Linked DNA regions of Homo sapiens: region 2 is linked to region 1. A link is an interaction called in ENCODE POLR2A ChIA-PET data of the cell type or tissue named here. Cell type or tissue: GM12878. All regions are shown on one strand. Links, peaks and the distances in the headings refer to the core of each region. The heading gives the core; the rest is flanking DNA.

Evidence for each region. ChIA-PET counts read pairs that join two places held together with the same protein. Peaks named below come from ENCODE experiments on the same cell type or tissue, not always from the same donor. Only the 100,000 strongest peaks of a DNase experiment are listed, where the experiment ranks them.
Region 2: POLR2A ChIA-PET joins it to region 1 with 6 read pairs; 2 of 35 experiments call an interaction of 5 or more read pairs at or near these places.

What each region holds. Positions count from the first base shown.
Region 1 is chr2:54,583,703-54,589,241 of GRCh38, reverse strand. The region is part of intron 2 of SPTBN1 (spectrin beta, non-erythrocytic 1); the gene reads right to left. LOC124906008 (a long non-coding RNA gene) reads left to right here. Exons shown (of 3, transcript XR_007086322.1): 1 at 1-4,772. Among named protein-coding and RNA genes, the nearest start is that of SPTBN1-AS1, 28 kb to the right of the region's middle. In GM12878, for the core only: no CTCF peak of the experiment used is centred there; no DNase peak of the experiment used is centred there; H3K27ac peaks cover 696 bases.
Region 2 is chr2:54,096,331-54,101,869 of GRCh38, reverse strand. It overlaps a transcript of ACYP2 not described here. Among named protein-coding and RNA genes, the nearest start is that of ACYP2, 17 kb to the left of the region's middle. In GM12878, for the core only: no CTCF peak of the experiment used is centred there; no DNase peak of the experiment used is centred there; H3K27ac peaks cover 674 bases.

The DNA.
Region 1 (5,539 bases), core at 268-5,267:
AGACTCTGGAGGGAGCTGAGGTTATGATGGGGGCTTTCTCCGAAAATAAGAGGCAAAGCAACACAACTACCTCTTCTAAGATGAGAGCTAAGGTGGGAACCAGTGTGAATTAATCAATAATAAGTTAATTGTACATTTAAAGATAACTAAGAGTATAATTGGATTGTTTGTAACACAAAAGATAAATGCTTGAGGGGATGGATATCCCATTCTCCACGATGTGATTATTAAGCATCACATACCTATATTAAAACATCACATACCCCATAAATATATACATCTACTATGTATCCACAAAAGTTAAAAATATTTTTTAAAAAACAAAACAAAAAAAACCAATAGTGTAAGGTGCCAAAACCAGGTGGAAAAAGCAAATGTAAAAAAACAGAATTAGGACCTTGTGATAAAATTCTCAGTAACTGTTCACTGTGTTTGACTAAAAATGGGTAGCATGCTTCCAAACTGCTTTCACATACAGGAAGTCATATCCTGAGCCCATTAACCTGCTACTCTCCATCTCTACAGGATGGGAACTGCAGTCAGGGTGACTGATCAGTTAGGGCAAAGGCTGAAGTAAGCCCAGGTGTGCACTAGTGATGCTGCATTAGGATCTTCACTCACTTTCCCTCCTTCATTACAGCCTGTGATTTCTAACTAACTGAGGTGGCTGAGGCACAGACTGGTTTTGGGATCCCCCCGAGGGCATGCTGCTAGCAAATAAACACCCAGAATTAGAGCCCACATTTATCTGAACCCTACAGAATCCCAAAGCACCTGAGGCACTCCATCCCACACAGGGAGTGTGGGATGGTATCTATTTAGTTCCAACCACCATCCCACACTGCCTGAGGAAAACAAGACATCACCTCCCCAAAACAAGAAGAAAAAACTCATAACCATCCATGTCTGGTCAGTTCCTTCAGACTGAGTTAAAAGATTAATATAAAATAGGAGTCAGCAAACTTCAGCCAGTAGCCTCTTTTTATGTAGCCTGGGAGACACACAGGTTTTACATTTTAAGAGGGTGGTTAAAAGGAGGAGGAAGAGGAAGGGGAGGAGGCTGATGATACCCCATAGAGACTCCATGTGGCCCACAAAGCCTAACAGTTATTATCTGGTCCTTTATAGAAAAAGTTTGGCATGTCCTGGTTTAAAACATTTCAATATAATAATACTGTTGATCCCACATCCCATTTGTTAGACTCCACTTCAAATTAAAATCAGCTTAGCAAATAGGTACTAAGTGCTTGCTATGAGCAAGGCACCACACTGGGTACTATTTTAAATTTTGCTATTGAATATGTTGCCAGGTTAATGCTCAGTAGCCACAAGCATTTTCTGGTAAGTGATATCCACATGTCAGGTCAGTCACAGGGTGAACTCGGGGCCCCTTCCACTCCCCAGCGGAGTGGGTATTTATCTGGTTACCTTCACTTACGGGATGGAGTGTGCCACCCCATTTGGCAGGAGGGACAAACTATGGTAATCACCACAGGCTAGACCTCAAGGCTGCACCCTCACCTTCAAAGGATGAGAAGGGTGGAACAGCTTGAGGCCTGATCTTCCAACTTTCCAGCCCTCCCCACAAGCTGAAGGCTCTTCAGCTCTTATTTTGATGGACACTTCATACACCATCACCTCTTCTCCTCCAGTCCTCCATGGAAGGGGACTTCAATCCAAGGTGGGCTGAGGGTAACTTGCAATGCCCTTAAAAGTTAGGAAAAACTTAGAACTAAATAGATACCATACACTTAATTACTAAACAACACAGAACGGCAGAACTTAACACAGAATGGCAGAACGTTAACACGAATACAGACTAAGTAGAAAAGAATGTTTTAAAGCGCACCAACCGTAACAGGCACACTCAAGACTTCATGAAAGTAGTATAATTGCAACATATGGAGAAGGGAGATGTCTGTGTGATATTCTTCCTAAGGAACATTAAAGAAGCAGTAAATATTACATTCTATACTAGTCTACCATGTGGCACACAAATTCACCAGTAAAGATAAAATCCTCTACTTCATTTTCAAGGGCTAAAGGTAGGCTTTTGTTGTAGGAGCCTTGGATAAAGCAGAGGTATTGAGAGAGAATTCAAATTTGTGATGTTTCTTATTTCATGCAATATACACAAAAAGTAGCCTTAATGTTCTACGGGGCGTGTAAGCTAGTCAGAGGTAGTTTATTAAAAAATCAAATAACATGCTCCCCGGCCCTTGCTTATTATGGTTTTCAATCTACTCCAGGTTTCCGGAATCCTTAAGGCCAAAATAATTAAGGGCAAAGAGGGAAAAATAGAACTCTTTCAAACACACCAGTCACATTATTTTCAGACATTCAAGATAGAAGAGGATTCTGCTCTACCTCAATGTTTTTGCACAGATGCCCACAGAAGCTGACGTCGCCAACAAGATAACAGTACCAATTCCAGCCGTTCTTGACAGTTTCCGACAGCTCTCCTATTTAATGAGGATGTCAAAGTTAACAGTAATTCATTGAATCCAAAAAGCTAAGGTCTGAGGGATATTTTTTCTTTTAAACCAGAAAGACACAAAGACCAGAAAGAGGGGGAGTCAAAAGACTTAAAGCCACCACACAGAGCTGTCTACTATGCATGCACAGTATAGCACTGACTAATCCCTGAATGAATTATGGAAGCTCCCATCTAAGATAAGCTAAGATACAGAAGTCCTCCAAATCAGACTATACAGAATGTATAAATTTATCTGCAAAGGATTAGCATTTTGGAATAAAGAAAGCCACAGCAATGCCAAGTTATCACTTGAAACTATAGAATTATGACAAGATTCCACTTAATGAGAAGAGGAATTATATTTAAAAATAAATGAACATAAATACAAAAGGATTTAAAAATTGGCTTCTGTTCTGAAGAACATTACACATGAGTCACCTAAACCCTTTTTGGCCAGTGACCATAACCCATTGTAGAAAAGTTCAGGGTTGAAACGACAGATTGATAAATTAAATACGACTGTCTCAATTCGAGTGCCAAACTCCACAATCACAGTTGTCTACGCAAGTAAGCCACGGACTACCAATGTGTGTTTGGGGAGGAGTGGGGTAAAGTCGTCTCCAAACCACACTTGGATTTCAGAAGTCACGAACAACTGTGACAAGATCAAAAAACAAAATGTATAATTTTATACTGACAAGCCCCTCCCTGATTTAGAAAATTCTGAAACTAAAGAATTTTAAAGTTTAGCACTATTTTCTAAGTGATATCATATCCCAATGTGTAACTCAAAATTTCACTTCTCACAGAGTATTCTTCATTCAGGAAGTAATTTATTGAATGATAGGCTGACCCAATCCACGGTTATATTTTCAACTCAGCCAACTATTCCACTGCCTGAAAAATTATTCCAGGCAGAACACTAATACCCAACATTCAGCCATAAAGGTCGCCTGTCATTTTTTCATCTTGGATTAGTCCACAGCAACCATTTATCGAGTAACTAATATAAGGACACTGGGAAGGACATCTAAAAGCATTAAGAGTTCTCTCTTTAAAAATGTAAGGAGTAATTTCTGACTCCATGAGAGCTCACAGCATTAGACAATTGATACTCAGCTACCATTCAATTATTTTAAAGATATCTTAACATGTAAAAGAGAAAGTTATTACACATAGGGTCAAACACTGAAAAACACTTCTGCTAATTTCCTTTGTGGCTTTCCTCAACCTCACACATAAAATGGTTATACAAGATTTCTTTCAAAGCCAAATACTACAGAGTTTTGGTGGACAAATCCTGTAAGTACCCAATGTACATTGCCTTGTTTTAATAGAGGAGGACAGAAAAACTGGAGGAAAAAATGACCTCAGATTCAACCCCAAGATGACTAGCCAACAGGCAGGGTAGCACCATAAGATCCCTCACACTCATCAGAAGAGGGCAGGGCAGTTGACAGTTCATAGAACACAAGAGTATTCTGTGTTGTTACTTTAAATCAAAACCTATTTTGCATTATAGGAACACTAACCAAAGCTTTAAACACACTTTTATACAAGACAATGTATGGTCTTGGTCATATTGAATCTTCTAAGCTTAAAACTGGTCATCTGTCTAAATTTAATTTTCTTCAAATGAAAAAGGAAAGTTTTGAACAAGAGGGCATAAATGGGGAGATCTGATTTTTCTGTTGTTCTATTAATTTTGGAAATGTAAACCTCTTGCAGTGTTGCTAAACTTAAATGTAAATCTCTTCCCATAAAACGGAATACAGATCTTTATAACATCCATGAATGCATCCACTTGCAAGCCTCCCACCCCACCTCTCCCTTGTCCCTACACGCAAGCCTTTATCTCCCACTCCAAAAAGTCAGGTGCTTCCAACAGGTGTGGGGACCTGGCTGTTTGTAGTTTTGTCAGTTTGGGTGTAAGGAGGGAGACAGTAAGCCAATATTGTCTTAGGTGTAGTCTTATTGTTCAGCTACCTTGACATAGCCTAGGAAGCTTCTTGCTCTTGCTGATTTGTTCTTCAGGGGCATTTTATTGTTTAATAATGACCTTGGCTGCTTCTCAACAGCCTCCATAAAGATAATAATCTTGGATCTGGGTGGGAAGGGCTGGAAACTTATAGATGTTCTGCTGGGGTGGCAGATAGCAGAGGATCCACTTTCAGGACTAGGTGGAAGTAGGGGAAAATAAACTATAACCCTATTCTATACAACATTTGAAAGACAAATCCTTTCACCTACTGAAGGTGTGGAGAAACTAGGACACTCACATGTGGTTGGTGAGAAGGTAAGTAGTGATATCAAAATTTATAGTATGTATTTCCTCCATCTACTAATCACATCTATAGATATTTGTTTTCTAGAAATATTTGTGCAAGAAAACGAAGATGTACAGAATGTGCACTACAGATTTAAAAAATAATTGTCAAAAAGAATAGCAACAGCAAAACAGAAAAGACTAGAAACTAAATATACATTAATAGGTTGAATAATTAAAATACGGGACATCCTTATAAAATAATATGTATGCATTAAAAAGAGTAAGGAAAACCTACAGCATACAGGCTTCGGAAAGTGGCCATATAATATTACTGAATGCAAGAGTCCCTTATAGAACAGTGTATAATATTCAGTATGATCCTACGAATGTATATGTTTAAATGTAAGTAACTGCATAAAAAGATATCGAAGGATATCTTCCAAACTATTAACCGTCTTCTCTCAAGGGAGTAGAAGCAGACAGGAGGCATTTCCACTTCTGTATTTCTATGAATACACTGCTGGTTTTCTGTTTTTGTTTTTTTAGGAGCACATATTAATTTTGAAAAATTTAAAGAGCGTTCCCATTAAAGGGGAAAATATGAAATGATTTTTTATTTGATAAGAGAATTGAGGTTCACCCGATGGGTCTGGGACTGATGAGTAGGAATAAAAAGAGCACTCACTGGAGGAAAACATACTCTTCTGGGGCATCACAAAAGGTCCTATGTGTACTGCTGCCTTCAATGAATATGCTAAAATAAAATGCCACCCTGAATTTTCATGTCTTTCTTC
Region 2 (5,539 bases), core at 227-5,226, 490 kb after region 1:
TAAGAAGTGAAAATATGTCGGAGGGGGATGTATATGAGAGCCCTCTGTACTTTCTGCTTCATTTTTCCGTTAAGCTAAAACTGCTCTAAGACATAAAACACACTAATTTTAAAAAGGAGAAAGGGAGGAAAGAAAGAAAGAAGGAAGGAAAGATAGATTACACACACTTCACCTGGCAGTTTTTTTTTTTTTTTTTTTGAGACAGTCTCCCTCTGTAACCCAAGCTGGATTGCAATGGCGCAATCTTGGCTCACTGCAAACTCTGCCTCCCAGGTTCAAGCGATTCTACAGCCTCAGCCTCCTGAGTAGCTGGAATTGGATTACAGGCGCGCTCCACCATACCCAGCTAATTTTGGTATTTTTAGTAGAGACGGGGTTTCACCATGTTGGTCAGGCTGCTCTCAAACTCCTGACCTCGTGATCTGCTCACCTCAGCCTCCCAAAGTGCTGGGATTACAGGCGTGAGCCACCGCGCCCGGCCCCTGGCAGTTCTTAAGTTATAAATCTCTCCCAAGGGGAAGAAAATAGGCAAGAATGCAAAGATATAAACAAAACAACTGTCATGAAGTTGTTTATTACAGTAAAAAAAAAGAATTGGAAGTACTCAAATATCCATCAACTTAAATAAAATTAAATAAATGATGATTCACATGCAGTCTTGGAGGATGATAATGTTGATCAAGGGTTCTTCCCTACAGGCCAGGACTGAGCTGCAGGGGTTCAAATGCAGCTCTCTCACAGGGCTATTGATGGATTCTTTGAGGCTCCGTGGGGTCCTCCGACCACAGCTCCCTGTTGTGGTGAGCACTATGGGGGCAACTAGTGGTACCCTCAGCTGCTAACTGCTGGCATTCCCTTGCCCTGGCAGGCCACCCTCTTTGGTGGATTATTTCCAAGAAGGCTTAGCCCAAGTACCTTGAATTGCTTAAAAACCTTCAAGAGTCTCCTAGCACCTACAAAGTCCACATTTCTTGGCATGATATTCAAGACATTTTATTAAGTGCTTGAGTTGACTGTTCCAGCCTCATTTCCCATTCATAGAAGAGTAGTTTTAGTTTTTTGAAAATACCAGGTACTTTCCTCTACCATTATTCAAAAAATAGAAAATAGTTCCCTGTGAATCGGCTGAGGCATGAATGGTCAATTCAAACTACAGTTTTAAATATCTTAAATACTATTCCTGACATGGACCAAATAGGAAACGAGTTAAAATGTGGCATGATTTTGTACAATTGGTAGAGTATTAAAAAAGGAGGATCTCGGGTGGGTGTGGTGACTCGTCCCTATAATCCCAGAACTTTGGGAAAGTGAGGCAGGATGATCTCTCCAGCCCAGGAGTTCAAGGCCAGCCTGGGCAACAGAGGGAGACCATATCTCTAAAAAAAAAAATCTTTTTTTAATTAGCCAGGTGTGGTGGGGCACAGCTGTGGTCCCAGCTACTTGCAAGGCTGAGATTAGAGGATCACTTGGGCCGCAGAGGTTGAGGCTTCAGTGAGCCGTGATCATGCCACTCCACTTCAGCCTAGGCAACAGAGCAAGACTTTGTCTCAAAAAAAAAAAAAAAAAGGAAGTATATATTTTAACATAAAACTAGAAACATTCTTTGACTGGCATAGGAGTTCTAACACTGACCCTACAAAGTGGAAAGAAAAGAGTAGTTTTTGGCTATACAGTGAACTAAATCTGGAAAGTCAAAACATGTAAATGTTCATTTATTATTTTTTACAATTTTGGAATAAATTCACAAACTACAGAAGACTAAATTGTGATTACAGAAAAGAGTATGTGATACACCTGGAAGACTTAAATTTGCATTTAACAGAAGTAAAAGAGAAGAACAGGGAAATGCAAATTAAAACCACAAGGAGATACCGCCTCACACCTGTTAGAATGGCTGTGATGAAAAAGATAAACGATAGTGTTGGCGAGGGTGTGGAGAAAAGGGAACATTGCGCATTGTTGGTGGGAGTGTACATTAGTATAACCATTATGGAAAACTGTATGTAGGTTTCTCAAGCAATTAAAAATAGAACTGCCACATTATCCAGCAATTCCTGGATACGTATCCTAAGGATATAAAATCAGTATGTTGAAGAGATATCTGCATTCCCAAGTTCACTGCAACATTTTCACAGTAGTCAAGATATGGAGCTAAAAAAAATAAATAAAAGATATGGACCTGAGTGTCCATCAGTGGATGAATGGATAAAAAAAAAATTGCTTTATAAACATAATGGAACAGTGTTAACAAAGAAGGAAATCCTGTGATTCGTGACAACATGGATGAATCTGAGGACATCGTGTTGCACAAAATAAGCCAGGCACAGAAAGACAAATATCGCATGATCTCACCCATATGTGGAATCTAAAAACACTGATCTCATAGAAGCAGAGAGTAGAATGGTGGGGACCAGGGTCTGGGGGTGGGAGTGGAGACTGGGGAGACGCTGGTCAAAGGACAAGAAATTTTAGCTAGACAGAAGAAATGAGTTCAAAAGATCTACGGTATAGCATGGTGACTATAGTTAATAACAACATGTTGTATACTTGGAAAATTGCTAAGAGAGTAGATTCGAAGTGTTCTCACCACACAAAAGTAAGTATTTGAGGTAATGCATACGTTAATTAGCTTGATTTGGCCATTCTGCAACATATACATATTTCAAAACATATTTGTACACCATAAATGTATACAATTTTTATTTGCCAATTAAAAAATAAACAAGAAACAGTTAAAAAGAAAAAAGGAACAGCAGGTGAAGGGAACCATCCAAGCACAAACATCCTCAACTCTTGGTTGATGGAACACCAAATAGAGGTTCTAAGATATTGTCTGCAATCAGCTGGGCACAGTGGCTCATACCTGTAATCCCAGTGCTTTGGGAGGCTGAGACAGGAAGATCTGTTGAGCTCAGGAGTTTGAGACCAAGCCTGGGCAACATAGCAAGACCTCATCTCTACAAAAATTTTAAAAATTAACCTAGTGTATTGGTGCATGCCTGTAGTTCCAGCTACTCAGAAGGCTGAGGCAGAAGAATCACTTGAGCCTGGGAGATTGAGGCTGCAGTGAGCTATGATCACATCACTGCACTCCAGCCTGGTGACAGAGTGAGACCCTGTCTTTAGAAAAAAAAAAAAAAAAAGGGACATTGTCTGAAATCAGAGAGGACCAGCACAGTAGCAGAGGTTAGTGACCAAATTATGTTGGGAGAAGGGAGGCAGGACAAGCAAGCTAAATTTGCATCCATCTTGGTATCTAAATCAAGTAACAACATATTTGGAGATATCAAGCTAATCACAAAAAGAACTAAAAGCAGAAACTGTTCAAAGAAGTTGCCTCGGGAGAACAAGTTAAAGGACACTATGAGAAAGCAATCAGTCAAATCCAGAATATAGGACATTCCATGGGACAACTGCCCTCGTTTCTCTAATGAATCAATGGCAGGGAGAGGAAATGAGTTATAGAAAAAAGGACATTCAGGAGACAATGAAACAATCAAATTCAACGTGGGCCCTTCATTGGGGGATCCTTTGTTAGAACTTTGAGACAATCAGAAAAATTTAATAATGAACTGGATATAAGATGATGTTAAGAAATTGTGGCCAGGTGCAGTGGCTCATGCCTATAATCTCAGCACTTTGGGAGGCTGAGGCAGGTGGATCTCCTAAGGTCAGGAGCTCAAGACCAGCCTGGCCAACATGGCAAAACCCTGACTCTACTAAAAATAATTTTTAAAAAATTAGCCAGTCATGATAGCACGTGCCTATAATACCAGCTACTGGGGAGGCTGAGGCAGGAGAATTGCTTGAACCTGGGAAGTGGAGATTGCAGTGAGCTAAGATCACACCACTGCACTCCAGCCTGGGTGACAGAGGGAGACTCCACCTCAAAAAAAAAAAAAAAGGAAGGAAGGAGAGAAAGAAACAAGGGAAGGAGGGGGAGGAAGAAAGAAGAAAGAAAGGAAGGAAGGAGGGAGGGAGGGGAGAGAGAGAGAGAGAAAGAGAAAGAAAGAAAGAAGAAAATAAAAGAAATTGTTAATTCATTAGGTATAATAATAGCATGGTGGTTAGAGTTAAAAATATCTTTTGCAGTTATAGATACAGGGAAGCATTTCTAGCTAAAATAACATGACGTCTCAGATTTGCTTTAAAATGCTCCAAAACCACCCCTTCCTCCCCCGAGAATAAAGAGGGACAGAGAAACAAGGCTGGCCAAATGTTGCAAATTGTGGAAGCTGTGTAATAGATTCCTAGGGTTCACCATACCTTTCCCTCCTTTCATGTATGCTTGAAAATTTCCAAAATATTATAACAGTGTGAGAACAAAAATTAGATTTAAAAAATCCAAAATAATACACTGTTGTTGTGTTGTTATTGTCATTTTTTGTAACCAGGTGCCTCTGAGGAATGGGATAGGATTTGGGGAACAGTGGTGCTGGCAAGCTTTTCATAGTTTTCATTTATTCAATGAATACTTACTGAGTCCTGCAATGCATGAGACACTGTGTAGACACTTTAGGGAAATGAAGAGAACAGATCAAAGTCCCTGTCCTCATGGAGCTCACATTCCCATCAGGGGAAAGAGACAACAAACCATAGACATAGTAAGTTATAATATGTAGAAGTGGGTAAGTGCTGTGAGGAAATAAGTGGGTTAAGAAGGACCAGGAGTGGGGCCAGAGCTGTAGTTTTAAATAGCAAGTGCAGGGAAGAGCTCATTGAAAAAGGTAACCTTGGAACAGAGACTCGGAGGAGGTGAAAGATATTATAAACCCTTTTGAATTATTGCTTTTTAATTATGTTCATGGATTACTTTGCTAAAAATAATTGAAAAAGATTCCTTTAAAATAAAATATTTCAGGCTGGATGTGGGGGCTCATGCCTGTAAGGCTAGCACTTTGAGAGGCTGAGGCAAGAGGATTGCTTGAGGTCAAGAGTTCAAGACCAACCTGGCCAACATAGCAAGACCCCGTCTCTATTTTTAAAAAACAGATTAGCTCCCCCTCCCCCTCTCCCTCTCCCCACGGTCTCCCTCTCCCTCTCTTTCCACGGTCTCCCTCTGATGCCGAGCCAAGGCTGGACTGTACTGCTGCCATCTCAGCTCACTGCAACCTCCCTGCCTGATTCTCCTGCCTCAGCCTGCCGAGTGCCTGTGATTGCAGGCGCGCGCCGCCACACCTGACTGGTTTTCGTATTTTTTTGGTGGAGACGGGGTTTCGCTGTGTTGGCCGGGCTGGTCTCCAGCTCCTAACCGCGAGGGATCCGCCAGCCTCGGCCTCCCGAGGTGCCGGGATTGCAGATGGAGTCTGGTTCACTCAGTGCTCAGTGGTGCCCAGGCTGGAGTGCAGTGGCGTGATCTTGGCTCGCTACAACCTCCACCTCCCAGCCGCCTGCCTTGGCCTCCCAAAGTGCCGAGAGTACAGCCTCTGCCAGGCCGCCACCCCGTCTGGGAAGTGAGGAGCATCTCTGCCTGGCCATCCATCGTCTGGGACGTGAGGAGCCCCTCTGCCTGGCTGCCCAGTCTGGAAAGTGAGGAGCG